Regions from separate parts of the Mus musculus genome. Here regions 1, 2, 4, 5 and 6 are each linked to region 3. The links are chromatin loops, found by intact Hi-C in ENCODE. Cell type or tissue: heart. All regions are shown on one strand.

Region 1 (5,000 bases), 200 kb before region 3:
TTCTGTGAGTTTTTTGTTTTTCTTTTAAAGTATTAATTACTTTATATTGGTATATAAGCGTACATTGTAGCTGTCTTCAGACACACCAGAAGAGGGTGTCAGATACCATTACAGATGGTTGTAAGCCATGTTTTTCTTGCTGGGAATTGAGCTTAGGACCTCTGGAAGAACAGTCAGTGCTCTTAACCATTGTGAGTTATTAACCACTCTCCAGCCCTGTGAGGTTTTTTTATTTTGTTTTGTTTTTGTTTTTGGGTTTTGGTTTTTCAAGACAGGGTTTCTCTGTATAGCCCTGGCTGACCTGGAACTCACTTTGTAGACCAGGCTGGCCTTAAACTCAGAAATCTGCCCGCCTCTGCCTCCCAAGTGCTGAGATTAAAGACGTGTGCCACCATGCCCGGCCAGCCCTGTGAGTTATTAAAAGACAAAATTGTCACTCTTTATTTTCAAGGTCAGTCAGAACACTAGATGTCTGGCATCAAATTTTATTTATTCTAGATCACTGAGGCCACTTTATAGATGATTTTTCTTAGTTCCCAAAGGTGTTTGCTTATTCACTAGTAGTAGTACCTCTGAGGCCAGGCTATCTACCCACTCTCATAACCCTGATCTTATAGACTGAAGGTATCTAAGATTTGTTTTCAAGCATAAAATGTGTATAAAAACTTAGTCAGCAATATTTTTTCTCATTTAAAAAAGTAGTTAGCGCACCCTTATGTGTTTCTAAAGGAAGCAATGTGTGAATAAGAGGGCTCTGAGGCGAGGGAGCAGGCAGTGTGACAGCTGGACTCTGCCCTCTGACATCTCGCACTGCTTACGGTTTGAGTGTAGATCTCCCCATTGAAACTTCACATACACTGACCACGTGCTTGAAGAGGTAGCTCAGTCTAGTCCTGGGTGAGGCTGGAAGGGATGATGCTGGGTAGCGACTTGACTCTCAGTTCACTCTGAATCAAGATGAACTCTGGCCTGTAAGGTTTGGGTGTATTGTCTGACCACTGTGTGCTCTTTTCCTTTTTACCTCTGGAGTTTAATATTAACTAATATGAAGAATATATTGCTATGGTTTCAAACTTAGAGCAGAAGTTTAAGGTGACAAAAAGTGTAAAGGACTGTTCTTTTAGCTTTCTGTGCCTTAGACAGGTGACATTCAGTTGTCTGCACAGAGTGGTGGCACACGCCTTTAAATCAGCCACTCAGAAGGTAGTCAGATCTACTTAAGGCCAGCCAGGAACACATAGTAAAACTCTGGGGGTTTTTGAGGTTTTGTTGTTGTTGTTGTTTTTTTAAAGTCAGGTGTGCTGATGAAAATACCTTTAATCCCAGGACTCAGAAGGCAGAGGCAGGTAAATCTCTGAGTTCAAGGCCAGTCTGGACTACAAAGTGAATTCTAGGATAGCTAGCCAGGGCTACACACAGAAACCCTGACTCAAAAAAAAAAAAAAAAAAAAATTGCCGGACAGCGGTGGCACATACCTTTAATCCTAGCACTTGGGAGGCAGAAGCAGGTGGATTTCTGAGTTCAAGGCCAGCCTGGTCTGCGGAGTGAGTTCCAGGACAGCCAGAGCTACACAGAGAAACCCTGACTCAAAACATACAAAACCAAATAAATAGAAAGCAATATTAGTGTAAACAAATGGATGTGCATATGCATAAGGATTGCATATTTTAAGCTATCTAAGGTGTTGGTGTTCTGTCTGGACTCCACCCCCACAGTTACCTGGCAACAGCAAGGCCCACTATAAAAGGGGCTGTGTGCCCCCCATAAGGTATACAGTGAGATTCTGTCTCAGAAATGATAACTAAAACAATCTGATGAATGTTTCACATAATTCATTATTTGGTTATTATCCAAATAAACTATGTATCTCACTGCTCCTTAAAGTCAGTAGACTGGCTCTTTTATTCATCTTTTCATAACATGCTTATCATATATGCTTTAAAGAATTTAGGGGCTGAGTATGATGTTGGTACTCAAAGAAAAAACTGGAATAAATGTGAACAGTTGTAAATTAGGGTTTCTGTGCTTTTCAGCAGTTGGATCTATATTCTAAGGAAGTAGAAGAATCACCTAGAAAAAGTTTCCCAGTGAGCATGAAGCCACCCTGGCTGAGCAGGAGGATCAGGGTGAAGAAGAGGGAAGAGTTCAGGGCTAGTTTGAGCTCCTTGTAAAACTTCATACCCAAATCCAGTGTTCAGTAGGAATTGAGACAGTGATTTAGTCGTAAATTGATTGCCTAGCATGTGTGAAACTACACCCTGCTTTGAGGGAGAAAAAAATAAGGAATTATTTCCTGATCCTGCCTTGATGCCTGGTTTTTGTGTGACCTGAGTCCCACATAAACGTGCATGTAGAAGAAGAAAGGCAGATTGGCCTCAGTGCTGGTGCTGATGTGGGGAACCTGTGCTTTCTTGCAGACCCGGTGGTGAAGGAGCAGTCCCAGCCTTGTGCTGAGAACACCGTGCTTTCCAGTGGTCTCACCGCAGCACGATGAAGCCTGGGGAATCGACGGTAATGCGGCACTGATGCTTGCCAATAAAACCAACCAACCAAACAAAAACTTGAAGGAAACTACAGTGTGATAAAAAGAAATTCTAATCATTCCTTCTAAAGGCAAAGAAGAGTAAAGACCTAAAGTCTGTCAAAAGCAAGAAACTCCCCAGTACTAGTCTGCAGGGAGCTGGCTGTGCAGTGTGGCAGAGCGCATAGTTCAGGATCTGAGGGACTCTCCCTTTGGAATGCATGGGAGATGAGAAGCTCGGAGTTGTTGTACACGTACCTGCGTTTAACAGGATACCACTGTTGAATTAATCCGTTCGGTCAACAAGCTCTGAATATCTGACTTCCTATCTATTCCATTGTGGTCTGATTTTCTGTGAGAATTCAGGCTCAAGTTTTAGCAAAAGTCAGCAGTCTATTCTGACACACCAGCCTCATTTACAAAAAAAAAAAAGGATTAAAACAGTGACAGTATTTTTTTTAAGCTCTTTTACAAATTCATGTGTTATGTATTTTTTTATGACATGAGCTCTCCAGGAAATGTACCTCGTTCCTGCAGTTTGCTTCTAAGTGTATTCATTGGGAAGCAAACCGCCGTTGCTCTCGCCACGTCCTCTTTGGTGTCAGAAGATGGCACTGTAACTCTCGAGATGCCAAGAACAGGTCCCAGGCTCGTTAGATGTTCCATGCTGTGTGCATGACTTGGGGCTCACCTTTATTGATTTGCCTAACTATTGAATCTTGTTGCCTTTTTTTTTTCCTCTCTCTCTCTCTCTTTAGCTTTTTTTCCCCCTGGCCTTGTAAGAACCTCACAGTTTCTCAGCACATCTTTGTGAGGGCGCTACTTCAATGCTCCACTTTAAAACAAAGACTATTTTTGTTCACTACCATAGCTATAGCTGGAAAGTTAGTCTTCAGGCAGGTCAAAGAGGGAGGAAAACAGTTCTATTAGGATTTATTTAGGAAAGACCTCACGGGTGTAAAAAGGCCGACCACCATCTTCCCTCCCCTAACCCTGTGACAAACAAGTCTGGCTGCAGTCAGGATGGTGGGCAGATGGAGCTCTGATAGGTCATACATGAATGTGAACGCAAAGACATCTCTTGCATGCGGCTGCTAGCTGTGGGTAAGGCTGTCCTGGAACTCCTGCAGCTGGCTGGAGAGGGAGAGCCATGGCTTCCGGGAGGAAGTGGGGCTCCTGGAGCAAGTGTCAAAGCTTTACAGATCCACTGTTACCTTCACGTTAGCAGAAGCTAAATTTTGTTTTTTGTTTTTGGTTTTTTGTTTTTTTTAAATAGGGCTGATTTGATTTGTGGGATTGGTCACTGACATGGTTTGCCAGCTAGTCCCCTCTCCTTGGCTGCAGCCACGCCTCAGCACTGGGGACCTAACATGCTTGAGATATCCACCACATCACACTTAGGGTTTCTTCAGAAACTATTTAATAATGCCACACATTTTTATAAGGTTAGATTGTTTGTTCGAAACATCTGTTTACATTCCAAATTCCAATAAATTTGTATTGGTATTGGTAGCAGGTCCATTTCTAAATGCAGATTCTATTTTGTTGTTTGGTCTGTAGGAACTTAAAAGGCAAATGTAACTCTTCTCTTGATAGTACAGAGTTGAGTTTATAGATGAAAATAAGATCTTGGGCCAGTGGCATGGCAGGTATAGATGTTTGCTGCCAAGACTGATGGCCTGAGTTCAGCCCCAGACCCATGTGGCAGGGGGAGAACCTACTCCGTGAGTTGTCTTCTTCCCACACCTGTGCTGTGGCATGTGAACACATACACAATAAATAAAGTTTTTAAAATCTTTAAGATCTTTATAAAGCAGGACATACATTCAGTTAAGGTTTTTATAGAGCTGCTGCCTCCTCGCGTTGAGCCCTGTGTTCCCATGTATATATTTGTTCTTCCTGAGAGGTGGAAACATAACATGGCCGAGACATGACCAGTGTTAACACATCAAGTATTGGGGATTACCATGGCTATTCTCATGTGCTGTCACAGGCAGCCTGGATCCTTGGTGGTCAGGGGATGACCCAAGCTCCTCTTCCCTCTCTCTCTCTAAGTTGTTCAAGAGCTTATTGGAGGGTCTCAGTTGAGCAGTAATCCCACCTCTTTGCCCTGGGTCCTCCAGAGACAGTCCAAACATCTGGGAAAAGAGTTGGCCATATTCCCCCACACACACACAACCACTCCCCCCAGCCCCCTGGAATGCTGGGGGGAGGCCCTTGAGTGACAGCTGGGGGCGGGGCGTGCAGCAGGGACTGCACTTTACCTCTCCCGCCTTGGGCTTGAGATGCTCCCCCTGGGTTTGTACTTGATCTTAGGCTGACCTTTCCCAAACTGCAGTGTTAGTGGACCTTTCCTGCCTGTCTCACATCTCCCTTGGTATATATGTAACATGTATGCCCGGCACAGCTTGCTCCAGCCTCCTGGAGATTTTCCCTGGGTTTTAAAGAGTGTGTATGAGTAGTGGTGAGGCTAGGAAA
Region 2 (5,000 bases), 190 kb before region 3:
TTGCTCCTCACAAGGACCACTTGCTCTGTATTCTTCTGCCACGCGTTCTGAATGGCCATGCGAATCCAAGTGTGAACACTCAGTATTAAAGTGATTATGTGGGAAGGAAACAACAGGCCTCTCCAAGGCCACCGTGGTGTCAGTGTCCTTGGACCCCATTTCTGTCAGATCTGGTCAGTTCACCAGGTGTGAGACCTTAACACGCCCCACCCCACCCCAACAGGGGACACCAGCAAGTACCCTCCAGGCCACTGGCCATAGACCAGAAAGCCAATGGGCTACAAGCACCTTGCCTTGGTTTCTTTCTGTTTGCTTGTTTTCTTGAGGCAGGGTTTCTCTGTGTAACCTTGACTATCCTGGAACTCACTCTTGACCAGTCTGGCCTCGAACTCAGAGATCTTCCCACATCTGCCTCTAGAGTGTTGGGATTTAAGATGTGTGCCACCACCACCCAGCTTTGCCTTCATTTCTAACCCTACACTGGCTTACTATCCTTAAGCTGTCTCAGGGGAGCCTTTTCAACTCAAGGCTCTAGAAAGTCCAGTATCAGTTGCTCATCCATACGCTCTTGCAGATGTACATAGTGGGTATGGGCTGTCTCCACAGACCTGTGCAGATGTGCAGGGTCTCTGCTGGACAGATGGGTGTGGAGATCCAGCAGTGCTCTTAAGGAGCCGGGAAGGCTAGCTTTAGTCCTTGGGCTTCTCCTGCTTTTTAGCCCTGGTTCTCCTTCATTTCCCAGCGTGAAAGTCTTCCTTTCCTGAAGTCCCAGGCCTGTCAGATACTCAGGTTTTGTGGGTGGCAAGAAAGGAAAAGAGGGAAGGGAAAGAAAGGGGTTCGGGGGAAGGGGGAGGAAGGAGAGTTTTCACTTGAGCTTTGACTTTGAGAAGAGTACCTGGAGGCCCCCACCCACCCAGAACCCGAGTAGCCCATCCACCGCTCACACGGCCTGTCAGAGAACTCTTGCCATCTGCATTAGTCCTGAATGACTTCTGACTGCTTGTAGTTATCAAGAGGTAATAGTTGTTACTATTACCTCCAAGCCATACTGTTGTTCAATTTGATCTTTTTGTTTGTTTGTTTCAATAAACCTTTATTATCTACATTTTACAATGACTTTCATGGGATGCAAATGTTAAAAAAAAAAGATACTCTTTTTCTACAATGTTTCCAGTTGACAGTAAAACTGAGTCAGCATGTATCCATCTATGTTATCTGTTTCCATGGCTGCACAGTGTTCCACTGTGTGCTGTGCCATAGTTAAAGCAATTCCTTCTTAGGCTCTTGGCTGTTTCTAGTTTTTCAGAATTGCTAAGTGTGCGAATTTGCTCCACATTTGTAGGTGGGATATATGTAGGATAAAAATTACTTTTTAAAAAGGGTATAGAGTTCAGCTTTTCCTTTCAAAATTTTTATTATGTGTGTGCATGTGTGATGGGCTGGGGTCAGGGGTTGGAGGGGGGGGGGGTGCGGTGGGAACAGACATGGCCAGAGGGCCAGGAGATAGAGAAGATGGGCTGTTCTTCCCAGAATGCACTTTCCGGGGCTGTTAACAAAAGGTGCCTCTCACATGCATTTAGCTAAGAAGCCAGACTCAAAAGGCTGCATACTGAATGATGCTGTTTAAGCAGGGTGCAAAGCAGATCTCAGTTGTCTTGAATAAAGGATGCCGCCAAGGTGTTAGCATGACATCCTTTCAGGGGTGCTCCAGTATCAACGTGTGGTTATACATATTTATTATACTGCCTTTGTCAAAACTATCTACCCAAAAAGAGCTCATCTTCCAGATAATAAACTTGAAAGTATTTTTTAAACTCATCCTATGCAGAGACCCAACAGAGTGTCACGTGACTGACCTTCAGTCTAGGAACCTCTACAGTGGCCCAGGTCCCTGTCCTTCACCCACCAGCTGAAGGCTTCCAATTTTCAGGACACTCCCATGGTTTTACTCTGGCTAAAGGCCAGACCTGTTCATCTCACTGCTGTGCCGGAGAAAGGCCGGGGGGCCTTGGGGCAGGGGTGGGGGTGTCTGTGCTCTGCATGCCAGTGTGTAGTACCTCCCCGTGGCTCTTCAATGCTGGTGCTCCAGGTGAATTTCTAGGCTGGGGTGGCCTGAATACTTCCTGTTCCCTGGACCAGAGAAGGACCAACTGAGGGCCAGGACCTTGAGTTTGAAGGGATGCCTTTGTTATTAAATCTGTACATTTAAAACCCAGTTTGTGTCGTGAGTGTATAGGTATGCACACACATGTACCTATGCATCTGAGTATGTGTGGAGGGCACTGTACAGGGTCTTCCTCAGGAACTCTTCCCCCTTTTATTTTTTAAGATTTTTTTATTTTATATATGTGAGTATATACTGTAGCTGTCTTCAGACACACCAGAAGAGGGCAACGGAAGATCCTATGCGCACATGGTTGTCAGCTACCATGTGGTTGCTGGGAATTGAACTCAAAGACATCTGGAAAAACATTTAACGCTCTTAACCACTGAGCCATCTTTCCAGCCCCATCTCCACCTTAATTTTGTCACAGGTTCTTTCACTGAGCCTAGAGCTTCCTTAGTTAGCTACAGCACGGCTGGCCTGCAAGCCCCAGGGGTCCTCCTGTCTCCACCACCCTATAGAACTACAAGTGTGTCCTACTAAAACCCAACTCTTTTTTTAAAATGTGCATTCTAGGGGCTCAAACTCAAGCTCTATCAAACAGGATAGAAAGCACGCTACCAACTGGGTCATGTCCCCAGCCTTCTATAACTGTCATTATGATCAATTATAATTCTTGTTTTATAGCTACAAACCAGGTGATATTAGCACCTTTATTAAAACTCACATGGGTCAATAAATTAAAAACTTAATGGGTGTCAGATGCCTTTAATCCCAGCACTCTGGAGACAGAGGCAGATGGATTGCTATGAATGTAATGTGCCAGCCTGCTCTATAAAGTGAGTTCCAGGACAGCCAGGGCTATGTAGAGAAACCCTGTCGTAAAAACAAAAACAAAAAACAACAACTAAAACCAAAAACAACAACAAAAAGAACAAACAAAAAAACTATCAACAAAACCGTAATGGGTGGTACACAGCTATAGTTCTGGCATTCAGGAAGCTGATGCAGAAGATTGAGAGTTCGAGGCCAGCCTCAGGTACACAGTCAGGTCCTGTTCTGAGAAGCAAACAGCAAATAAACTAGTTTAATAAACTTTTTTTTAAAGATAATTTATTAATATATGTAAGTACACTGTAGCTGTCTTCAGACACTCCAGAAGAGGAAGTCAGATCTTGTTGTGGATGGTTGTGAGCCACCATGTGGTTGCTGGGATTTGAACTCTGGACCTTTGGAAGAGCAGTCGGGTGCTCTTACCCACTGAGCCATCTCACCAGCCCCGTTTAATAAACTTTTAATCAGTTGCTATGTCCGTGCATGGCCCCAGGGACTTGGACCTGACTAGGGTGCTGAGGGAATGAAGGAAATGACAGACACAGTCAGAGCTGGGGTTGGGTGGGCAGGGGCTCTCTGCAGGAGAAACCATAGCACCCCGAAGCTCAGCATGTTTATTACAATTGAAAAGGGATGTGGGGTTATCGCCCACGACTGAACAAGGAGGCTCCGAGTCACTGCAGATAAATGAGGAGGTGGGCTCATGGTATACAGCTGCATCAAGGACACAGCTAATGTTGGTAGAAATGGTCTCTGTGGAGGAGCAGTGTTCGGCGGTAAATATCTAGGGGAAGGAAGCTATGATGGACATTTTCTACACTCACTGTCAATATCCACACTTGGACCAGAGGAAGGCTTTGCCATTCCTTCATGGGTTTGAGGCTCTGGGGTCCTTGACATGGCGTGCCTATGTCAACAGCACACATCAACACAGAACTTCATTGACTGGGCTCTCTCTGCTCCCTGCAACCAGTAAATTCTATAAACATTGCTTACATGCTTAACCAATTCACCTTAGACATTTCAAACTTAGTCTACACAGCCTGTTTACTTTCACAAGCACAGTAGCTAATGAAAAACCTGACCAAAGTCACTCAAATACCAATAAACCTAAGTTTAAACTCATAATTGGAACTGTTAAACATTCGCTATTTACATATTTTTTCAGACATTGCAAATGTAAAACCACATGCATTTAAAAAAAAAATGAGTGCTTTCACATTAAGTCCAAAGCCTCAGACCCTGTAATAGTTATCATCCTTAAATATTTCACACATCTTAGATAAGGCCGTCACTGTAGTTGAAAACTCACTCCTCAGTCTGTCAGGCTACTGAGATCACAGCTTCGGTCTGCCTATTCATCATAATGTCTAGAGCTAAAGAGAGATGGGTCCTTATCTCCCAGGGGACACAAGTTCGATTCTCAGCACCGACATCAGGTGGCTCACAACCACCTATACCTCCAGCTCCGGGGCATCAAATGCCCCTCTAGCCTCCATCACCACCTGCACTCATGATTAAAAATCAGTCGTTAGAAACTAATGTCCTCCTGTCATAATATTCCAACACCATGCCTCAGTTCTGGTCCAAAACAAGCTAATGGTCAGAGCTTCCAGGCCAGGCAGAACTGGGAGTTAACAAGCCAAGCCTGTGACACTGAAGACATCCCCAGGCATGCCCTGTGATACCCCTCATGAGCTAGTTTTAATATGCAGATGGGCATCTGTGGCTTTTGTGCCTGCTGCCTGGATTGCATTCTCTTTGCTTCTATTCTGCACTTTCCCTCTCTTTGATTGCCTCTCTTCTTTTGCAGGGCTAGGCCCTGAACCCAGGTCTGCTGCATGTTAGAAAAGTATTCTACCACTAAGCCACATCCCCAGCCCTCTTGCCTAAAAAGACAAGATCTCATTGAATTGCTCAGTCTGATCTTAAATTCAACCTGTACACAGGATGGCCTTGACCTTTTGATCTTCCTGCCTCCTAAGTAGCTAGGATCACAGGCCTGAAGCACCAGGCCAGGCGCTTTGCGGTCTTTTTATCTGACTACATTCTAATCGTGTTG
Region 3 (5,000 bases):
AAATATCTGCTATGCATAGTCTCTGATGTGTGACCCTCCCAAAGGGGTCACGACCCACAGGTTGAAAATTGCTGTGCTAGAAATAGAAAGATCTTTCTCACATACCTAAGTCCAGTAGGGTTGCCAAATATACCACACAGCCTTTAGTGTGTGGAAACATTCAGGTCAGGGGACAAGGACTGTGGATAAAGGTATTCCCCATAATGTCATTTGTCATATAGAAAAAATGGAAATGCCCCCCAGGGCCAGTGAAAGAAGCTTTCTGGTGGAAGCGACAAAGTTTCAGAGCATCTATGAGCTATTGTACCTCCCTGTGGGCAACCTACTTTTTCAGATTTTAACACTTCTAGATTTGAGGTATACGGAAAATCCACATGTACGTTTAACATGATATTTATTTTTGTACAAAAAGCTGAATTTGTGTTGAGGATACTGCTCAGTGGGAGGACAGCTGTCACTTAGCATGTACACGGATGGCTCTGGTACAGTCTCCAATATGTGGGTGTGCGTGCACACAAAGGCAGAATTGACTCCGTGGTATGCTGTGCGATTGTTGCATCTTAGAACTGATGAAATATAACAGGAGAACGTTTCCTGCTTTTTCTCTTCAAGTCAGCAAAGAATTGCACGTGCATTGAGCATATGTATATATCCAGCATAGTGGACAGCAAACGGAAAGCCCTGGCTGGATCCCCACTGCCTAAAGCAAGGCTGCACAGGAGCAGCATGAGGTGCCTCATGCATGCGACCTGAAATGCTTTAACAGCCATATCAAAGACACAAAAGGAAGCCGCATCAACGTTAGTAATTGTCTTAGTGTTTTACTGCTGTGAACAGACACCATGACCAAGGCAACTCTTATAAAGGACAACATTGAATTGGGGCTGGCTTACAGGTTCAGAGATGCAGTCTATTATCATCAAGGCAGGAACATGGCAGCATCCAGGCAGGTATGGTGCAGGAGGAGCTGAGAGTTCTACACCTTCAACTGAAGGCTGCTAGCAGAATACTGACTCCGAGGCAGCTAGGGTGAGGGTCTTAAAACCCACACCCACAGTGACACACCTACTCCAATAGGGCCACCCACTTGCATAGTGCCACTCCCTGGGCCGAGCATATACAAACCATCACAGTAATATATTTGGTTAATCCCAGTGACAGAGTTATCACTGCTATGTGTAATGGCTGTGTTAAGTATGAGTTCACTAGACAGTGGAGAACTTCCTCTTACACCTTTCAAATCGTGTGTGTATTACACACACACTCACACACAGACACACACACACACACACACACACAAACACACACTCACATACACACAGAGATATACACACACAGAGGGCACATCATTATACATGAATCTCAGGCCTCTGGTTTCATTGCTTCTTTATGATCTATACATAAGCTCTGGGGACAAAACCCAGGGCCTTCTGTGTGGTTAATTAAGCATTTTAAAGACAGTCTCTCTAAGTTGCCCAGGCTGGCCCTGAATTCACTCTGTAGCTCAAGTCGCCGTTGGGCTTTCTATCCTGACTAGCTTCCTGAGTGCTAGGAAGCAGCTACTAAGGACTCTTGTGAGGATGAACGGTAACAAACCAATGAGTGAGCGTCTGGCTGGTGCGCATGCCTGGCCAGTGCCTGCCCCAGCCGTGAAAGCCGCCACGCCGGGAAGAAGTTCAGAACCTGGCCTCTGGAAACAGTAACAGCCCAGCCTAGAAACATAAGCTAAATTCTGAGACTATGCAAGCTGCTCTAGGTTGTTTTCTGGCTTTCTTTCAAGTCTCAAAGGAGTCTATGCCTGTAATCTAAGAACCCCCTTCTCACTGGGCAGTGGTGGCACACGCCTTTGATCCCAACACTTGGGAGGCAGAAGCAGGCGGGTTTCTGAGTTCGAAGCCAGAAAAAAAAAAAAAGAAAAAGAACAAAAATTTTTTCAAGAAGTTCAAAAGTATAAATAACTGCAAATTATAACCATAAAATGTTATAACTATATAAAATAAAACTGTAAAATATAAAAAATCACAACTATAAAATATTGTAGTATTTTATAGTTTATAAATTAATTATACTATAAATTACAAATAACCAAAAAATGCAAATAACTATAAATAAACTAAAAATTAGCCGCCACCCTCGGGGGAGGATCTGCTGTGTGCTGGAGCAAGAAGCCTTGGAAAACCGGTTCCTGCCTAACGCAGTCCATTGTGTTCTGTCTCAGCCTGTAGCACTGAGCGGGGTTGGGGCGGCGCCCCACTCCAGGAGGACCCAATAAGTGCCTTGTCAGATTACGCCAACTAGAAACATTTAGGGGAAAGCTAGGACTTTGAGGACACCCCTCTTCCTCCCTCTGTGTGGTTCACTGCCCAGCTGCGCGAACACTCAGCTCCCTCCACAGTTTGATTGGTTAGATGGCTGAACCGGAGGCAGGAGGGGCTGCTTAGATCTACCTATGGTGATCCAGGCGCCCCCTGGTGACCAGTACTGGTATAGTAGGAAATGTCAGGGCAGACTGGTCTGTTGTGGCAAGCAGCCTTGTCTAAGATACCCCAGCTTGTCTGAGGCCTGCATGGGCATTAGCATGAGCTGGCAGGTGCAGTCCCTGTGTGAGTCTTGATGACTGATATAAGGATCTGGTCACTCTTCCAGCTCACTCATCCTCACAGTTGCCTGGGAAGAATGTTCCCCTGCTGTGTCCATTTTAGAGAGGAGGAAGACGACTGGAGATGGTCCATGCTAGGGCCTGTGCTTTTTTTTTTTTTTTTTTTTTTTTTTTTTTTGGTTTTTCGAGACAGGGTTTCTCTCTGTCTCTCTGTAGCTCTGGCTATCCTGGAACTCATTTCGTAGGCCAAGCTGGCCTCAAACTCAGAAATCCTCCTGCCTCTGCCTCCCGAGTGCTGGGATTAAAGGCGTGTGCCACCACGCCCGGCTGGGCCTGTGCTTTTGGTGGTGCCCTGCATAGGTGGGAAGGCCCAGGGAAGTCAGTCAGGTTGTTTGACCCTGCTGGCCTCCCTTTGCTGATATCCAGAAGGACTCAGCCTGGAGCTGTGGCTAGGTGCCTCCTGGGACCTCAGTTCCATATCTATGTCCCAGGATGGCATGTTCTCACAAGGCTGGGGCAGAGCCTCAGCCACCCCACGTAACACTTGAGAGGAGGGGGCATCTTCTTGCATCTGTATGGGATCCCTATGGGTGTCTGAACCAGGATCACAAGATCAGCCCGGCCGTTCCTGTAGTGACCAAGGTCCTTTTTCCACCTCTTACTAGTTATATTCGATGCTACTACTGGGCTGTGAAAACCCTCATCACCATCGGAGGACTGCCCGACCCCCAGACGCTCTTTGAGATTGTCTTCCAGCTGCTGAACTATTTTACCGGGGTCTTTGCTTTCTCTGTGATGATTGGACAGGTAGGTGACTGCAGCCACATCACACATCCATCACCTGTAGTTCTCCCACCCCCGCTGGAAGCTTCTCTGTGCGTTGTGGCTTTGGGGACTGAGCTCAGGGAAGACTTGGGACCAGAAGATGTCTGTGTCCCAGGACTGCCCGAGGCCTTCCTGTTTGAATGGTAGTCCCTTTGGGGAGCACAGGAAGCCAGGTGGCTACCTGGCTTTTTCAAAGGCTGCGAACCCGGGCTGTTCCCTGTAAGCAAACCCTTTCGGGGTCTCTGATGTGATGTGTGACTTGTGTTCTAGTCTGGGCCTGAGGCAATAGCTGAGAGTTCTCAAAGCAAACTTGGAAGGGGCCCATTCTGAGAAGCAGTATTCAGGGGGGGCCCAGAGTTCCACCCTGGAGGAGAGCGGCTATACACAGAATCAGCTTATCACAGTGAGACATCCAACCCCAACATGGTGCCAGGAACCCGAGATGGCCAGAGAGGTCTGCAGCCATGCATCAGCTTCTAGTGGCTTTGCTTTATGTTTGGCCATCTGTGTTTCTGTCTCTGGCTTACCTACAAGCATAGGTCCCTGACTTCTGTACTGCTACATATCCAACCAGTGTCCTGCCTGGCTTAGGCCAGCCACTTCTCTGACCTCCCCTCGCTGTTGTCTCGTTCCAGATGAGAGATGTGGTGGGGGCCGCCACAGCGGGGCAGACCTACTACCGCAGCTGCATGGACAGCACAGTGAAGTACATGAACTTCTACAAGATCCCCAGGTCTGTGCAGAACCGTGTCAAGACCTGGTATGAGTACACCTGGCATTCGCAAGGCATGCTGGGTAAGACTGGCCAAGCCCCTAACCCTCTACATCCCCCAGCCAGCCTTCACCTGATTCTCAGATTGACCAGTTCTTCCCTTGTCCTGTGTGTCCTGAGGATTCTCTGGTGGTTGTACCCTGAGCCATTGATATTAGAGAAACCTCTCAAGGCCAGTGAAGACTCTGGAAAACCTAAGGGGCATGTCCTCTGGACAGCCACTCTCCTCTTGCTCCATCTACCTTGAGACGCAGCTCCATCCAAGGTGTAGGCACTTCCAACCAAGTAAACAGCCGGGTGTGGCAGCCCAGGCCTAGGATCCCAGCATTTAGGAGGGCTGCTTTAAGTTTTACCCAAGGCTGAACCACACAGCTAGACCATGTCTCCAAATGAGTAAAGTGGTGGGTGGGCCAGTGAGATGGCTCAGTCAGTGGAGGGGCTTGCTGCTAAGCCTGATTGATGACTCAAGCTCAATTCCTAGGATCTAAATGGTAGGAGAGAACTGACCCCTGTAAATTGTCCTCTGACCTCTCCACGTGTACCATGGTACAGTGCGTTTATGCGCACATGTTTTTGTTTTGTATTTTTAAAATCAAAGTAGGGGTTGACAGTGCTACAAGTAGCTACAAGTAGAGATTATTGACACAGAAGCTGGGTAGGGACACCAAGGACAGGCTTCCTGGAGGACGTGGCTTTAGTCCTTAGTTTTGAAGGTTGAGTAGGAGTTTGGTTTGGTTTTGTTTGGTTTTGTTTTTTTGTTCTTTGTTTTGGTTTGGTTTTTCGAGACAGGGTTTCTCTGTGTAG
Region 4 (5,000 bases), 77 kb before region 3:
TCATGAACATAAAATAAATAATACCTAAGAAAAAAAGATTAGCCATAATATTAAATGTTTGTGAAGTTTGGTGATTATAATGTGGGCTCAGGTCAGGTGGTAGTGGCATACACTTTTAAGTCTAGCATCTGGGAGGCAGAGGTAGGCAGATGTCTGAGTTCTGGGACAGACAGACAGGACTACATGGAGAAACCCTGCCTCAAACAAACAAACAAACAAACAAAAAATGAAATGAAATGAAAAATGAAAAAACCCACAAAATTAAAAAACCCACAAAACAACAATAGCAAAAAAGTGGGTTCATCTGTTGTAATATAGCACTCTGGATGGTGGATACTGGTAATGGGTGAGTCTACACAAAATCAGAGCCACCATTTTGTGTATTGTGCTAATTGGCATAGATTATCTGATTTAATCTTCCAAAGAGATAGATAGCATCACCCCCACTTTAGAGGTGCAGAAATGAGACACCCAGTAGCTGACAGAACACCCAGTGCAGGAAGGTCTACTTCAGCAGTTAGGCAGTCCATTGTCTCCTCAGGTCTGCGGTGGGAGCTGAGTCCAGCACACAGCAGCCCTGGTGTCTTCCTCCTAGCCAGAGCTAGAGGCACTTTAGTCAGTGACTCACACGGTATGTAGATGTGGGTGGCCCAGTTGCCCCGCTCATGGGGAAAGGTTCGGATTCGACCGCCATGCTTTGCACTGTCGTCCTCAGGCCCTTCCTCTGTGCTGGGGAACATACTTAGCACACTGTCAGGCACTGGAAGCTTCTCACTGGGAACGGGGTTCTGGCCACTGCAAAAGAAGAACACACATTTATCCTCATTGATACCCCTTTGAACAACGGTAGTTCTAAGCTGTTATGCACAGTGATTCTTACCCACACCAGTCTTGCCATGTTGGCCTCGAACTTGATCCTCCTCCCTCAGCCACAATGGCTGAGTGTTCATTTCCAGGAAGGGGTTGAGCTTCTACTAAAGAACCATAGCTTTCTAGAACTGCTTAAGTTTCCTAGCTGGGAAGGCAGACCTCAGCTGGCTCTTGGTCCCCATGGAAACATTTCAGCAGGTAGCAGTGTGGCTTGGAGGTCCCTATTAGATAGTTGGACAGGCCTGAACTCAAGTAGCTCTGTGATCTTGGCTTACATTAATTTCCTCACGTGTAGAGCATATTTTTACTTGCTAGAGCTCTTGTGCAATGAACCGACACACTACAGTCAGCAAAGACCAGTATTTAAGAACCTCGAAGATTTAAGCCTCTTGGCGCATGAGATTTTCATGGGTTTTTCAACAGGCTGGTGTCTCCAGTCTACCGTGTGGCTCACGGTGGCTATTCATTAACCATTTACTAGACGAACGAAAAGCTTGGGTTATTATTGCATAGTGTTCAAACGAGGAAACATCTGGGAAGAAACATAGTTGCTTTCCAAAAGAGAAAAAAAAAAAAAAAAAACGCACCAACGGAGAGGGCTGGACTTGAACCCGTGTCCTCACTCCCAACTTTGCCTTAGCCAGGGTGTGTGTGTGGTAGTGCCATTCCAGGGCTTTGTCCAGGGTGTGTCCTGAATCCTTTCCCTCGACATCCCTTTTTCTCTTACCGGGGAACTGACCCACCCTCTTGGTTCCCCGGGAGGCTCGGGTCCCACTAGGGTTTCAAAAGAATCTACGCTCGAGAGAGAAAAATTCCTCGATCCTCACCAACGGTGGAAGCCAGTACCCGGTTTGCTCCGCCCCGCGGCGACAGCCTCCGCTTCATCCTCTGAACCGCTGCTGCTGTAGCCCACCAGGGGCGCCGAGCTCATGGGGCCTCGACCACAAGCCGTGTCCACCGACAACCTGATCCGACGCCCGGAGTTCCTCTGAGCCGGAAGTGCTCTGTGGGGGGCGGGACCTAGAGTAGCTCCACCTCGGGGCGGGGCCTGGCGACCCGGGGGGCGAAGCCCAGTGGAGCTTAGGACGGACGGCGGCCACCGCCTGTGCGGTAAAGGCTGTAGGAGGCGGCCTTCCGGATCACTCCGTCGCCCCAGTGTGGGTTCCACAGGTCTGCGGGTCTGTTTGCCAGACTTGCAAAAAGTTGGAGTCTCAGGATCCCTCTTGAGAGCGAGCTGAGCCGCAGGTCAGCTGCAGAAGACCGGAGAGTCAGGTGGGGCTGCGGCGAGCCGGGGATGAGGATCCCGGCTCCTCCGCGACCGTAGGCTCCGGCGAGCGGATCCCGAGGCTCCAGCCCCGCCCCTCCGTACCCACAGGCTCGGGCCAGCGGGGCCGCGGGTCCCCGACAGGGGGCGGCCTCGCTCCGCGCCGCGGGCTTCTCGGCAGCCGCCGCCCCGGCTGCCGCTCCTCCCCCGGCCCCGCCTACCCGGCCTCGCGCCGACCCTCTGTCCGCCGGTCTCTGCAAGACCCGTCGGTCTGTCCGCTCGCCCGTCCGTCCGCTGCCCCGGTCCCGCTAACCCGAGTGCGCGGGTCGATTCGTCGGTTCCGGCTGCTGCAAACCTGTCTCCCGACTCCGCGCTGCCTGCCTCTGCTACGCGAGGCCCGGGGATTGGCAGGACGCGTAGGCCGCGCCGCGGCGGATGGAGCCGGAATAAAGAGGCGGCAGAGAAAGCAGCTGGTCTTCGCTTGTCCCGCGCCTGACCCCTGGAGCAGGTGAGTGGCAGGGCACCCGGGACTGCATCTGGGGGCCACTCCAGTAGCCCCTGCACCCAGGGAGAGCCTCCTGAGCTCCGAGGCGATCCAGGCTGGGCCTGGAAGTACAGTTGCTTCCCGGGCACCGTTTGAGGCTCTGGGGCCTTCCTCGGCCGGAACCACCCCCTTTTCGGGACGCAGTGGCTGGGCCATCCGGAGCAGGAGCTGACAGCAGGCAGCCCAGCTGGGCCTGATGGGAGGAGATCAGCTTTCATTCGGTGACTCTGAGAGGAAAAAGGGCTAGGGTGGGGCGCGGGTGGGGGCTTCTCTTTGCCTTTCCTCTCCACTTCTCTCTCCAGCTCTTGTGCAGTGAGCTAAGAGTGTTCCTGGCTTCTCCTTACTGGAGAAGGGTCAGGGTAGGCAGTGGGGTTGCTCTAGGAGGTGGGGAGTGGGGGCGGCTGATGGGGCTGGCAGCCATTCATACCAGGAAAAATAACACACAGTTGGATTAGTACAGCTAGATCAGACAGTGTTCCGTGCAGTCCACCGCTCCTCTCTACCTTAGGAACGCTAAAATGGCCAGCTGTGGTTGGTTGGTCGTACTCCTAGGTACTACCCCAAATCAGCAGCCTCTTTATTCCCTCCCTTCCCAGAAGATGCTGAGGGTGACAACTTTTAGCTTGATTCTTAGGTTTCTTTAAGAGAACAGTTAGAAGCCAGCTGGCTTATGGGAACATTCTCTACTTTCCTTCCCTTAAAGAAAACTTGCAAACTTTTAAATCTATAAGCAGCTGAGAACCTAGAAAGGAGGCTGCCTTTGATTCCAAAAATAATTCTCTGTGGGATTGCTTTAATACTATCTCAAAGTGGTGAATTAGAGATTTGCTGGCATGGGGTGGGGGCGGTGGTTAGGTGGGCTTTATCTTGCAGTGATTACTGTGAATATTTGGGACTTGGAGGAGACACACCCTGGGGCATGCTTTATCTGTACAATTCAGGCAAACAGAACAATTTCTTACACCTTGACAGTCAAAGACTCAGAGGGTAAGGGACTTCTGTTTATGTTCCTCTGGGAGATAACTAGAGTGAAGAAGTTCACCTGATCAGTGGGTCTATAAACCTGTTATTTAACCCTCTTTGGCCAGGAGTTTGGGTCCCAGAAAGGCCATTAATCCTGTTAAGCTAGAGTGGCATGTGCCCTGGGAAAGGCCTGGAGTGCAGGTGAAGAGGAACGTAGACCAGTCTTTCAAAGGAGAGGGTTTTTAGGTGGTTCTTAGTATTGTTGCCTTAATATTAGCTTCCAGAGTCCATCTGCCTTAGAACTTATACCTCAGGGGCGTGGCTTCCTTCAGCCATCAGGATCCTCTTGATTCCAAACAGTAGTGTTCTCTCATGTCAGTGTGAAAGGGGCTGTCAGGCATTAGGGACAGGTCACCCCATACTATCTGACTGAGTGGGCCATATGGAAACTAGTGGGGAATTTGTGGAGGCTGAGGTGCCCTGCCCAGAATGGGGATTAAAGAAAGTGGGTATAGAGAAAGCTCTCTTCCCCTTTGCATGGAGGAGAGGAGCTGCCTCTTTGAGAGCAGGTGAAGGGAGCAGGGCTCGATCCCTGAGCATCTCCGTCCCCTAAAGAAGCTTATGTCTGTGTAGTGAGTGTGGGCCGCAAGGGAAAAGGGGAGAGCTGCTTGTTCCTGCCTCATATTCACTGTGTCTCTCTTCCCTACAGAACCGATTACTGGGGAAGGCACAGCCTTCTTAGCATTGCCAGGACCCTGTCTCGAAGAGCCCTCCCGTCCTGCAGGCTATCTTCTTGGCTAATGACAAGGGCTATCTGACAAGGCCTCTGTGCCCTGTGTGAGGTTCTTGTCCGAACCTGAGATCCGGTAGCTTCTCTCAGGGTTAGGTTCACCTTAAGCGGGGAAACTGAAGCCATTACTGTCCAAACCCAGTTTCATCTTCCCAAGCATGTCAGAAAGCTGGCAGCAGCCACCGCAGACTCAGCCACAGCAGCCACAGGCGCCGCAGCCTCAGCACCATGCAGAGACACCTCCAGCCCTGGCTGAGCACACGCTGCCCCCAGGCTCGGCCGAGAACCCCCTGGGCTGTGCCGTGTACGGCATACTCCTGCAACCCGACCCAGGCCTCCAGCCCCCACAGCATGCACCCCTGCAAGCCGGGGAGCCGGGCCCCAAATGTGGCGTGTGTGGCCATGATCTGGCACACCTGTCCAGTCCGCATGAGCACCAGTGCCTGGCAGGCCACGACCGCTCATTCCAGTGCACACAGTGTCTTAAGATCTTCCATCAGGCCACCGACCTGCTGGAGCACCAGTGTGTGCAGGCCGAGCAGAAGCCTTTTGTCTGCGGTGTTTGCAAA
Region 5 (5,000 bases), 440 kb before region 3:
TGGACAGGCTATTACTCTCCTCTAGGACCCAGCCCAGTGGGAGAGAAGTCCAGACAGATATGGGTCCCATATTTGAGAGGCTGAACCCCAACCTACCTTCCAGTCTGTGTCCACAATTGAGAGGAAGGCGTCAGGGTTATCCTAAGGAGAACAAACAAAAGGGGGCAAGTTAACCCAGCTCCCAGGGCTCTGCACAGAGCAGACCCATCTTCTGATCCCCAGTCTACATTCATGCTAACAGAAGTGACTCACAGGTTACCCGGTGCAAGGATTTCTATCTTCTGGGTTAACGGGGAGACTCAGAGCTGCACCACAGGCAGAAAGCACTGAGATCTCTGCCTCATTACACATAAGGGAAGAGGATGAAGGAGCCAAGAAGCACTATGACTGTCACGCCCAGGGCTGGGTGGGTAAGCTGAGGCCTGTTCACTGTCCTGACCTATGGATATTAGGTGTTGTCAAGGCCAGCCACACTGCCCACTTTACTGTCTCAAACCTTGGGTCAATGTCAAACTGTCAGTGGCATGCATCTTTGATCCCTGCCTGTCCTGCCTCTGGTACCTTGAGGAGGGGACCGTATCTGGTCATGTAAAGGCTGGACTAGAGTGGGCTCCTGAACACAGGCTGATCAAATGAACAACCTGCCTTCACAAATGAGGGGCCTACGGCTCAGAACACACCCACATAGCACTGCAGGTATTTCCAGCGTTCAGGAGGGTGGAATAGGGGGATCTTAAGTCCAAGGCCAGCCTCAGCTCTGTAGTGAGACCCACTGATTCTTCCAAGGCCTGGGAGGAACGACAGGGGCCAAGGGAGGGAGGGCAGCCACTTTGGGAACCCCTCAGGAAGGGGGGCTGCTGGCAGAAGGGGGTAGGGCTGTTCACTGATGACGGAGCCCTTCACCAAGCTCACCAAACAGAAGAGCAAGTGGGAAGGTAATTACATCGGGGAAGGAGGGAGGCGGTTCTGTTAAAAACAAAATCTGACAGAAAGGATGAGGCAGATAATGGTAGGGTGTGCAGTGTGCTCTCGGGATGTTGGGGGCTCAGGAGATAGGAGTGTGGGAGGGATGGGGTCCACAAGCCAAGAGATAGCAGAAAGAAATAATCCAACATGAATCCCTGGGCGCCATAGGAGGTATATATGAGATCAAAACAAAGGGCAGGAGAGGGTCGGGATGCTAGGAAAGCCCAGGAGAGTGTGGAGACCAGCGGGGTGCAGAGAGGGAGCAGGCAGCACCTTACAGATCCCAGGACTCTGCAGTCCTCAGGGAGAGCTAGTCTAAAGTGGCTTATAGAGGTCGAGATGTATATAGAATATAGTCACCCTCCCGCCTCTGCATTGGTTACAGAGTCTTTTGTAGGTACCAGAGCCCACTTCTCTGAGATGGCATTTTCTTTGCCCAGAGCCTACGATTCTCCTCTCACACAATTTAAATCGGCTCTGGGTTGCCCAGAACACACCTTCTAGAAGACATATGTCATGGAAATAGTTGCTATACTCTGCTGTTAAGGGAATAAAGGCAAGGAAAAAAAAAGTGTGTACAGATGCTTTTCCTGGGCTGCTTCTATCTCACTAACTGAAGCCCCCCCCCCCCCCCCCCCCCGCTGTGGATACCATGGCTATGGGGGCGGGGTGGGGGGAGGGTGGATCGTGGGATAACAAGAATGTGTACCTGGCAAACTACAGCCACTCAGAACATAGAGGTCAGGCAGGCACTGCACTCAGGGTGCTATGAGACTCTGCCAGCATCACAGGTCGAGAAACGGCAGCTCCCAAAGACAATGTAAGGTAAAGCTAGCTGACACCTCAAGGACTTTGCTGGGAGTCACGTGGAGGCTGCACTGGGTGGTTTTTTTTTTTTTTTTTTTTTTTTTTTTGCCCCTTTGGGAAAAGCAGAGGCCACTGGGTACCCAGTGAGAACCTTGTGCTGACTCAAGGACTGAGACCTCCTCGTGAGACTGCAACACAGATCCAAACTCCAGAGAGGCAAGCTATGGCCCCGGTGGCAGGAAGTGAGAGGCTGGGTAGAGCAGAAGGAAGAAGGAGGTTGCCACGAACTGGAAGCAAAGGACTGTGAGTCAGGACAAAGGGATAGCAATGTGCTGCAGGAGGCTGGAGAGACCTGGGCACAGAACAGGCCAGCCCGGGCTTCAGGGTCAGGGTGTGACAGCCTGTTCTATGCATTCCTGGGCTAATGTCTTCCAGCAGAGGAAGCACCTGGGAATATGGCAGATACGCTCAAAGGTTCAAGGAGGCAGGGAAGGAGGGAGGCAGGGTAAAGAGAAGGCAATCCCCCAGCCTCAAGAATGAACATTGGAGAGTCAGTTTAGGGTGGTTCTGAGCTCTGGGGAGGGTCTCCCCATTACAACAGATAGGGCTGCATAGGACTATTATTGTGTGTCTTTAAAGGGTTGTACTGCGCAAGGAGAAAAGTGGGGATGCAGGAAGGAGGTTCCCGCAGGCATCCTAGCAGGAGGATGAACCTGGGTTGAAGAGCTTGCCAAATACGTTCACTTCTGGCCTCACGAGCTACCCTCAACTAACCTGGGAGTTATGTGTTAAAGGAAGGACAGACCATGCTCTCAGGGGCAGGGCTATGGTCTCATGTGCTGGGATTCCCCAGAGCGCTGGCTAAGCCATCCATCCGATCCCAATCCTTGCGGCTTCTTCTGGAAGGAAGCTGAAGGTGGGTGGAAAGGAAACACGGAGCTAAAGGTGGAAGGCTCTGGGCTCCTGCCTCTCCCAGCTGCAAAGCAAGGTGAGCGGGGACCATACCCAGCGACATGGGCTGGGCACTCAGGCTGGCTGGCCCTGACACATTTCTCAGGGAATGAACATCAGTTCTGGGTAGCTCTGAGCTCTCACAGGGAGGGTCCATGACAACAGGAAAGACAAGAACACACAATTTCCAATTTCACCACAAGGTGGCGCTCAGCCCCAGGACCTGGAAGGGGCGACTCACCATCTCAGTGGCATCCTGGCCGCGGAGCAGGGGCTTCTCCTCAGGAAATCGCAGCTCCTGCAGCCCTGCCATGGTCACGTCGTGGAGCAGAAGCCCTAGGAGGAAGGGAGTACGAGGTTGGGCCTTGTTCTGAAGCTGCCGGGTGAGGACATCACAGGGCAGGGCTGCTGTCCCCAGGGGACCAAGATCTGCTTGTACCAAGGACTATTATACTGTATTTGTTTTTCAAATAAAGTCATGTTTTGCAAAACTAAGCAGCAAAGGAACCTTGAAGGTTCTAAACAAAACCCTGCATTTATTGTGAGGCAAAAGGGCTCAATGGAGAGGCAAGAAAGAGATGGGATGAGAGCAGCTCAGAGTTGCTTGCAGAGATTTTGGTAGACTGAAGCTGAAGAGGATGGGAGGTGAAAGCTCTCTTTCCTGGAACCTGAACAGGGCTTGGCTTAGGACAGAAAACACATGTGATCTCAGCCGGCAGTCACCAGAGGGTCCCGGACCTGATTCTGGCAGACACAGAAACGTCTGACCTTTTAGAGAGAAAGGGTCACATCTATACACGTGTGTACACATTTCGGCATTCTCTCTCCCTCTCTCTCTCTCTCTCTCTCTTGTGCGCGCACACGTGTGTGTGTGTGTGTGTGTGTGTGTGTGTGTGTGTGTGTGCGCGCGCGCGCACAGGAGAGGCAGTACTGTGTCTGTCTCACTTGGGCATGATGGCAGAGGCCAGAAGATACCCAGGAGGGAAATGAGTCAAACATTCATTAAAACACAGAGAGATACCCAAAGACATTCAGATTAAAATAAGGTATTCTAGACTGGAGAGATTGCTTAGCAGTTAGAACACCAGCTGCTCTTCCTGAGGACCTGGGTTCAATTCCCAGCACCCACGTGGCAGCTCACAACTGTCTATAACTCCAGGTCCAGGGCATTGACACCCTCACAGACACATGTGCAGGCAAAACACCAATGCACATAAAATAGAAATTAATTAAAATACTTATATCATCTCTGACACCTTTGTTCTCTTGAGGGTCAGGTTGGCAAAAATGAATGAAAAATCTTCAAAAGGCGCAAACCACGGATTGAGGACACAGCTGGGGTGTAGCCAATGTGAATTACCAAAAGATAAGGTATTCTAAATATTCATATTGTCAGATTCAGCAAGTCCCAATCAACAAGGGAGACTTTGTAAGGAACCCAGGGGGTGACTAATGGCTCACTTAGCTTTGGGAATGCTCTCCAGTGTCACCGTCAACAGAAAAGTCAGAAGCAGCCAAAAGTTCACCAATGGGCTACGAGATTCACACATTACTTTGGTAATTTGACTAAGATAATTTTCAATTTCATGGGGAAATGTTGTATAACAATAAAATGCAGCTAACAGAGCTAGTGCGGTGGCTCAGCAGGTAAAGCCATTTGCCACCAAATAAGACAACTAGAGTTTAGTTTCCAGAACGCGCAGTGGCAAAGGACAGAACTGAATCCCACGAGCTGTCCTCTGATGCTACGTGCTTGTCACGGCACATGTAGAACCCAGGTGATAAGTGTTTCCAAAGCCGCTACAAAGCATTCAGTATCATCCCAGGTATAAGATATAAACAGGCCCCACAGAAAGAGCCTGGGAGACTGCACATTACACACGGTGGAGGGGAAGCTAGGGCAGAGGGGTTGTAAATTCAAGGCCATCCTGCGATACTGTAAGACCCTTACAAAATATGCATAATAACTGGTTTCAGGCATTGCCCCTGTAGCCGTGGATAAGAACTGAGAGAAGGGTGTCCACTCTGAAGTGGGTTGGGATCAGAGGCGAGTGCCACCGCGGCCTGGCCCCAATTCCTCCGGCCTCTAAGGCATCTATCTCCCAGCCTGTAAAGTGCCTACTCTGCTGTCTCATTCCACAGTGATGGGAAGTGAGGTGAGGCTGGAAGAGACCTGTTCAGTGTTCATGCTAGAGCACCATACCACCTAGAGAGTGAAGGGACGGTCGGTCCCGGTCAGTCCCTGGAGACCTGGCTTCCTTTCTCCCTCCCTTTAT
Region 6 (5,000 bases), 180 kb before region 3:
CATGGTGTCTCTCCTCAGCAATAGAACAGTAACTAAGGTAGTTAGTTAGTTAGTTAGTTAGTTAGTTAATGATGAACTGGATTCAGGACAGGCCATCTGAGAACTAGTATCCTTATTAGAGGATACAGAAGAGAAGGAGGTAGCCATGTGAAAATGGATGAAGAGTGTATACATCTATATTGCCATCAGCCAAGAATGCCTCAGGCCAGGAAGGGCCCCCCCCCCCAACATCTCTAAAGTTGAGCAGCTCTGACAACACTGATTTTGGACACCCCACCTCCAGAACAGAAAAAGGTTCTGTTTTGGGCCACCGAGAATGTGGTATGGTATCATTTGTCATGGCAGGTATAGAAGTATGAAAGCAAGTGGGTTGTTTTGTTTGTCTGTTTTTTGTTTTATTTTATTTTCTCATTGGAGAAAGGATCTATGTAGCCCCTTGGTTGTCCTGGAACTCACTCTATAGGACTAGGTTGGCCTCAAACTCAGAGATCCGCCTACCTCTGCCTCCAGAGTGCTGGGGTTAAAGGTGTGCATCAGAAAGCTCAGCAAGATACTTTTGTTAAACAAATTTATACCAATCTAATCCTAATCAAAATTGAGCAATAAATTAACTGTAAAACCTGAATAGAAAAACAAGACCCCATGAATATTAGACAAACCAGTATAGTGACAATTCTGGAATTTTGGTCTCTTTAAGAAAACACACAAATATTACAAGGATGTGATTTCTTTTTAACCCCAGGTGGAGGGATTCGGGGCTGCTTCAGATTGTCCACACCAGCTGACTATGATCTGCCTCTTGCTCTAGCAGAGGCATGGTTTTGCCCGCTGCAGATAGAATTCTGGGAGATTTTCAGCGGGTCTATAAATTCTAGGGCCCTGAGAGGCAGGGTTGGTGGTTGGTGATCAGTCTGGGGGTTGGTTGTGGCTTGCTAGTAGTCATGCTTAAAGAAGAAACAAACGAAGAAAGAAATTAGATAAGGGATCTCTCTCTGTGCGTGTCTCTGTCTCCTCCCCCCCAACCCCCATCCTTCTTTATCTCCTATCTAGTGCCACTCAGTGATAGATGCTTGTGTAGTGAGTGCTAGGTCTCACAATTCAATAAAGGATAAAGAGCCTCAGTGGAGACCTGGGCAAAAGACACAAACAAGCAATTGGAAATTAAATTTTCTTAATGTGGGAGGGGGAGGGGAGAGGGCGAGAGAGAGATGCATGTGCAGGAAGCTCAGAGAACAACTTCTGGCAGGCATTCATTCTCTACCAAGTGAGTCGGATCACCAGGCTTGGTGCCAGGTGTCTTTACCAACTAAATCCTCTTGCCAGCCCCAAATAAAAGCAATTCAAATACCTGTGAAGAGGGGTGGGAGAAATGGCTCAGTGGTTAAGAGCACTCACTGGCTGCTCTTCCAGTAAGATTCCTAGTTCCCACAGGATGGCTCACAACTCTCTGTAATTCCAGGCCCTCTTCTGGCCTCTATAGACGCATGAGAGGTGCACAGACATCCATGCAGGAAAAGCACCCATACAAGTATATATACCAAAAAAAAAAAAAAGAAAAGAAAAAAGAAAGAAAGAAGTGACTTTAAATTAATTTTAAATGCCCATGATGAGATGAGCCAGAATATTAGTCATCAGAAAATGAAAAATAAGCCAAACCAACATGTATATAGTTCAGACTTGTAAATTTAAGAAAACAGACTAACAGGAATTGTGACTATAAGCATTGTCTATGGGAATGTAAATGGCTACATGATTTGTAAGAGCTGTTTGGTCAAATTGAACATGTGTGTTTATTGAGATCTAGTTACTCTAGAGCAGACATGCAAGCCAAAGAAATTCTCATCTGGTTTTTTTTAAGTGGAATATGCATAAAGATGGCCATTCCTGGAGAAGGGGAGAGATAAATGTAGATGCCTACCTGGGAGGACAGTGACGGATTCCACACCCACTGGCCCAAAGGATGGATCTTAACAACCACAGCAAGGGATGCTGTGCTCAGTTCTTGTCTGTTTTAGGACAAAGACAGCTTCCGTGGCTACCTGCACACATTAATATGTGGTGGGATGCGGGCCGAGAAGGAGGGCAATGCAGGGAGGTGTGGAGACAATAGAGAGGCATACAATTATTTCCAAATGGTGATATTATAAATGTTACTTTTTATAGTTTCCTCAATATCTATATTACATTAATCAGAAAAAAATGAGACAGGGCTCAGAACCTTCTGAGGGGCTTAGTTATCACCTTAATTTTCTATTACTCATTCCATTTTCTATTTCCAGACTTAGTACTGCTGAATTATTTTTAGAAATAATTTACTTTCTATAAGACGCCAAGTGGTTAGTTATGTGCAGTATTGAAATCACCATCAGAACTCATATACCATCATTTCTCTTTTTTTATATTTTTTATTAGGTATTTTCCTCATTTACATTTCCAATGCTATCCCAAAAGTCCCCATACCCTCCCCCCGACTCCCCTACCCACCCACTCCCACTTTTTGGCCCTGGCGTTCTCCTGTACTGGGGCATATAAAGTTTGCAAGTCCAATGGGCCTCTCCTTCCAGTGTATACCATCATTTCTTATCTTGAATCTTTTTCCTGAGGATTTTGTTTAAGATTTCTATTTATTTATGTTTTGTTTCTGAGTTCTCTATCTGTATGTACACCTTCAGGCCAGAAGAGGGCATCAGTTCCCATTACAGATGGTTGTGAGCCACCATGGGGTTGCTGGGAATTGAACTCAGGATCTTTGGATGAGCAACCAGTGCTCTTAACAGCGGAGCCATCTCTCCAGCCCCGAGGATATTTTGAACAACTTAAAAACAATCAAGCTATAAATTATTCACTTGGCTTAGAGTACATAAAGAATTCCCAGATATCATGCAAAAATTAATTCCATATAACAAGTTTCATTTTTATATAGTAATAGATTCACATAGTTTTCACGATATCTAGAAATTCTGGCTGGAGTACTCAAAGCTTTGGTGTGAGGGTAGAGTGAGTTAATACAGGGTAAGGCATCACATATACCCGTCACATAGTAAATGTGTAAACTTTGCAACTATGATCGTTAAAATTGCTAAAGTGATCGTCTGTGCTTCAAACTCTTTTCTGTGCGCCAGAACACAGGCCTGGGTGGAACACCATTTAGGAAGACGCTCAGCGACTGGTGGAAGTCTTCCACACTTGAGATTTCCTTCTACTTGAAATACACAGCGTATGTCTTTCCTACAATATTCCAGAAATTGACACACTTTTTTTAAAAAAATCAGCTGTCGGTTCAACTCAACTATTCCACTTTTAAGATTTTATTAATTTTTGTTTATATCTTAATATTCCGGCTTTCTTCTTTTCGAATCAATGCATTTAAAGAGATACGCTTTCCCCCAGAGTATTGCTTTTACAGCAGCTCATTCACTGTAACTTGATAATTAAAGGTGATGATGTAAATTGGGCAATCAATACTGGTTCATTAGCTCACACGTTCTCCTGGGCCAACCAATATTTGTTTTTTGCGACAGGGTGTCTCTGAGTCCTGGCTGTCCTGGAGCTCGATATGTAGACCTCAAATTCAGAGATCTTTCTACCTCTGCTGGGATTTAATCCGGTACTAGGATTAAAATCTGGAGTCAACACACCCAGGGATAATATTTATCTGTCGTTGGCACAAAGCCACCTTCCTCACTCTTCCCGCCCTTCGGGGGAGGGGTCTGGCATGACTCCACCCCTCCACGCGCCTCCCGGTTCCCATGACACCACGCAGGCACTGTAAACACGTGAGGTAAACTTAAAGTCTCCTTCCGCTGTTCTAAACCAAGTCTGGGCCCCGGCGGGGAGGGGCGGGGAATAGTCCCTTGGCAACCAAGTTCCGCGCCCGAGGGGGCAGGAAGGGGCGGGCCTAAGGGCGGAAGGAACCGGAAACCGTTCTTTCTGCGGCAGGACTGGGCAATGCGCCTCCGAGGGGCGGGCCCAAGCGTGCGGAGGGATCCGTGGCGGGCCGAGGCGGCGCTCCGCCTCCTCTCCGGCAGGCTCGGCGGCGCGGGCGGCAGTTGCTGTGGTTTCGGTGCTGAGGTGGCTCGGTGCTCACCGAGGCTTACGGATCTGCGTCACGCCGCCGCTTCCCGCCGTCAGTGGCTGCAGCTCTCAGCGTCCTACCTTCGGACCGGCGGCACCCGCTCTCTTTCGCCGCTCGGTGCCGATCTCCAATCCCGGGCCTAGGGCGGCGGCTGCGGGGCCGCGGCTGGCGAGATGTTCAAGAACACGTTCCAGAGTGGCTTCCTTTCCATCCTCTACAGCATCGGCAGCAAGCCCCTGCAGATCTGGGACAAAAAGGTGAGCGGTGGGGGCGGGACGGGGGTGGGGCCGACTAGCCGCCCACGTGATGGAGTGGCTACCGAGCCTTGACGTCCCGGTCAGTAGAATGGGGGCAGAGTGCCCACAGCCTAGCTTGAAACGCATAGCACTTTGAAGAAAGACATGCATGTGTTCGCTGGTGCCAAGCACTGTTGCTGCACTCCATACGGAGGGCCTTTTCCCCGGACATCCTGAGCACCGGCCAAGCCAGACTTGTTCTGATCCCATTCATTAGCTCCATCCGTCGACAGCCAAACCTTTGGAACTTGCTGCGAGCCCTCTGTAACTTAGAGTCCGTACTATTCTTCCTGTACTGGCCTTCTCCATTGGGAAACCTGCAAAAAGGTGATTGTTAGGGGCTTCTCGAGAGCCAGTATCAAGCCTCTGTATTTTTATCCAGCCGTCCTCTAGAATGGATGGTGTTTTTGCTTGCCACATGAGATGGTGGCCTTCCCTGTTCACTTTTGGAGATATTAAGATCTAGATGAAATGCCTTGCCGTTTCTTTTCTCATGAAGATTCCTGGGGCAGTGAGCTGGACCGTTTTTTTGTTTTGTTTTGTTTTTGAATATAAAGTGGTCACTCTAATGTGGAAGCCAGGTGATTTAGGGAATATCTTTAGTTCTGCCCTCGGCTGGGGAAGATGGA

Evidence for each region. Hi-C counts contacts between places; a loop is a spot of excess contacts. Peaks named below come from ENCODE experiments on the same cell type or tissue, not always from the same donor. Only the 100,000 strongest peaks of a DNase experiment are listed, where the experiment ranks them.
Region 1: it touches region 3 in a loop (6-fold over the local background); 2 of 42 quality-filtered maps call a loop at or near these places.
Region 2: it touches region 3 in a loop (3-fold over the local background); 9 of 42 quality-filtered maps call a loop at or near these places.
Region 4: it touches region 3 in a loop (6-fold over the local background); 20 of 42 quality-filtered maps call a loop at or near these places.
Region 5: it touches region 3 in a loop (5-fold over the local background); 6 of 42 quality-filtered maps call a loop at or near these places.
Region 6: a loop joins it to region 3, with 4 times the contacts of the local background. A loop is called at or near these places in 11 of 42 quality-filtered maps.

Annotation. Positions count from the first base shown.
Region 1 is chr8:95,450,862-95,455,861 of GRCm38, reverse strand. It overlaps Csnk2a2 (casein kinase 2, alpha prime polypeptide), which reads left to right. Exons shown (of 12, transcript NM_009974.3): 10 at 1-4; 11 at 2,419-2,512. The coding sequence ends at 2,495. Among named protein-coding and RNA genes, the nearest start is that of Cfap20, 18 kb to the right of the region's middle. In heart, a CTCF peak has its summit at 3,118 (motif pointing right); no DNase peak of the experiment used is centred here.
Region 2 is chr8:95,442,205-95,447,204 of GRCm38, reverse strand. It overlaps Csnk2a2 (casein kinase 2, alpha prime polypeptide), which reads left to right. Exons shown (of 12, transcript NM_009974.3): 12 at 1-1,109. Among named protein-coding and RNA genes, the nearest start is that of Cfap20, 9.8 kb to the right of the region's middle. In heart, a CTCF peak has its summit at 2,388 (motif pointing right); no DNase peak of the experiment used is centred here.
Region 3 is chr8:95,252,468-95,257,467 of GRCm38, reverse strand. Cngb1 (cyclic nucleotide gated channel beta 1) reads left to right here. Exons shown (of 33, transcript NM_001195413.1): 26 at 3,265-3,406; 27 at 4,060-4,219. Among named protein-coding and RNA genes, the nearest start is that of Cngb1, 52 kb to the left of the region's middle. In heart, a CTCF peak has its summit at 2,468 (motif pointing left); a DNase peak (open chromatin) is centred at 2,447; H3K4me3 peaks cover 413 bases; H3K27ac peaks cover 337 bases.
Region 4 is chr8:95,329,163-95,334,162 of GRCm38, reverse strand. Zfp319 (zinc finger protein 319) reads left to right here and starts at 2,352. Exons shown (of 2, transcript NM_024467.4): 1 at 2,352-2,642; 2 at 4,351-5,000. The coding sequence starts at 4,590. It overlaps Usb1 (U6 snRNA biogenesis 1), which reads right to left and starts at 1,879. Exons shown (of 7, transcript NM_133954.2): 1 at 1,698-1,879; 2 at 629-795. The coding sequence starts at 1,801. In heart, CTCF peaks have their summits at 1,741, 2,065 and 2,265; DNase peaks (open chromatin) are centred at 1,902 and 2,252; H3K4me3 peaks cover 2,905 bases; H3K27ac peaks cover 2,217 bases.
Region 5 is chr8:95,695,254-95,700,253 of GRCm38, reverse strand. Ndrg4 (N-myc downstream regulated gene 4) reads right to left here. Exons shown (of 17, transcript NM_001372423.1): 2 at 2,966-3,060; 3 at 97-141. Gm51585 (a long non-coding RNA gene) reads left to right here and starts at 1,907. Exons shown (of 2, transcript XR_003947588.1): 1 at 1,907-2,761; 2 at 2,928-3,219. In heart, a CTCF peak has its summit at 2,930 (motif pointing right); a DNase peak (open chromatin) is centred at 2,903; H3K4me3 peaks cover 237 bases; H3K27ac peaks cover 802 bases; H3K27me3 peaks cover 2,938 bases.
Region 6 is chr8:95,433,820-95,438,819 of GRCm38, reverse strand. It overlaps Cfap20 (cilia and flagella associated protein 20), which reads left to right and starts at 3,951. Exons shown (of 6, transcript NM_008187.2): 1 at 3,951-4,332. The coding sequence starts at 4,249. In heart, CTCF peaks have their summits at 2,668 (motif pointing right) and 3,971; a DNase peak (open chromatin) is centred at 3,939; H3K4me3 peaks cover 1,662 bases; H3K27ac peaks cover 1,634 bases.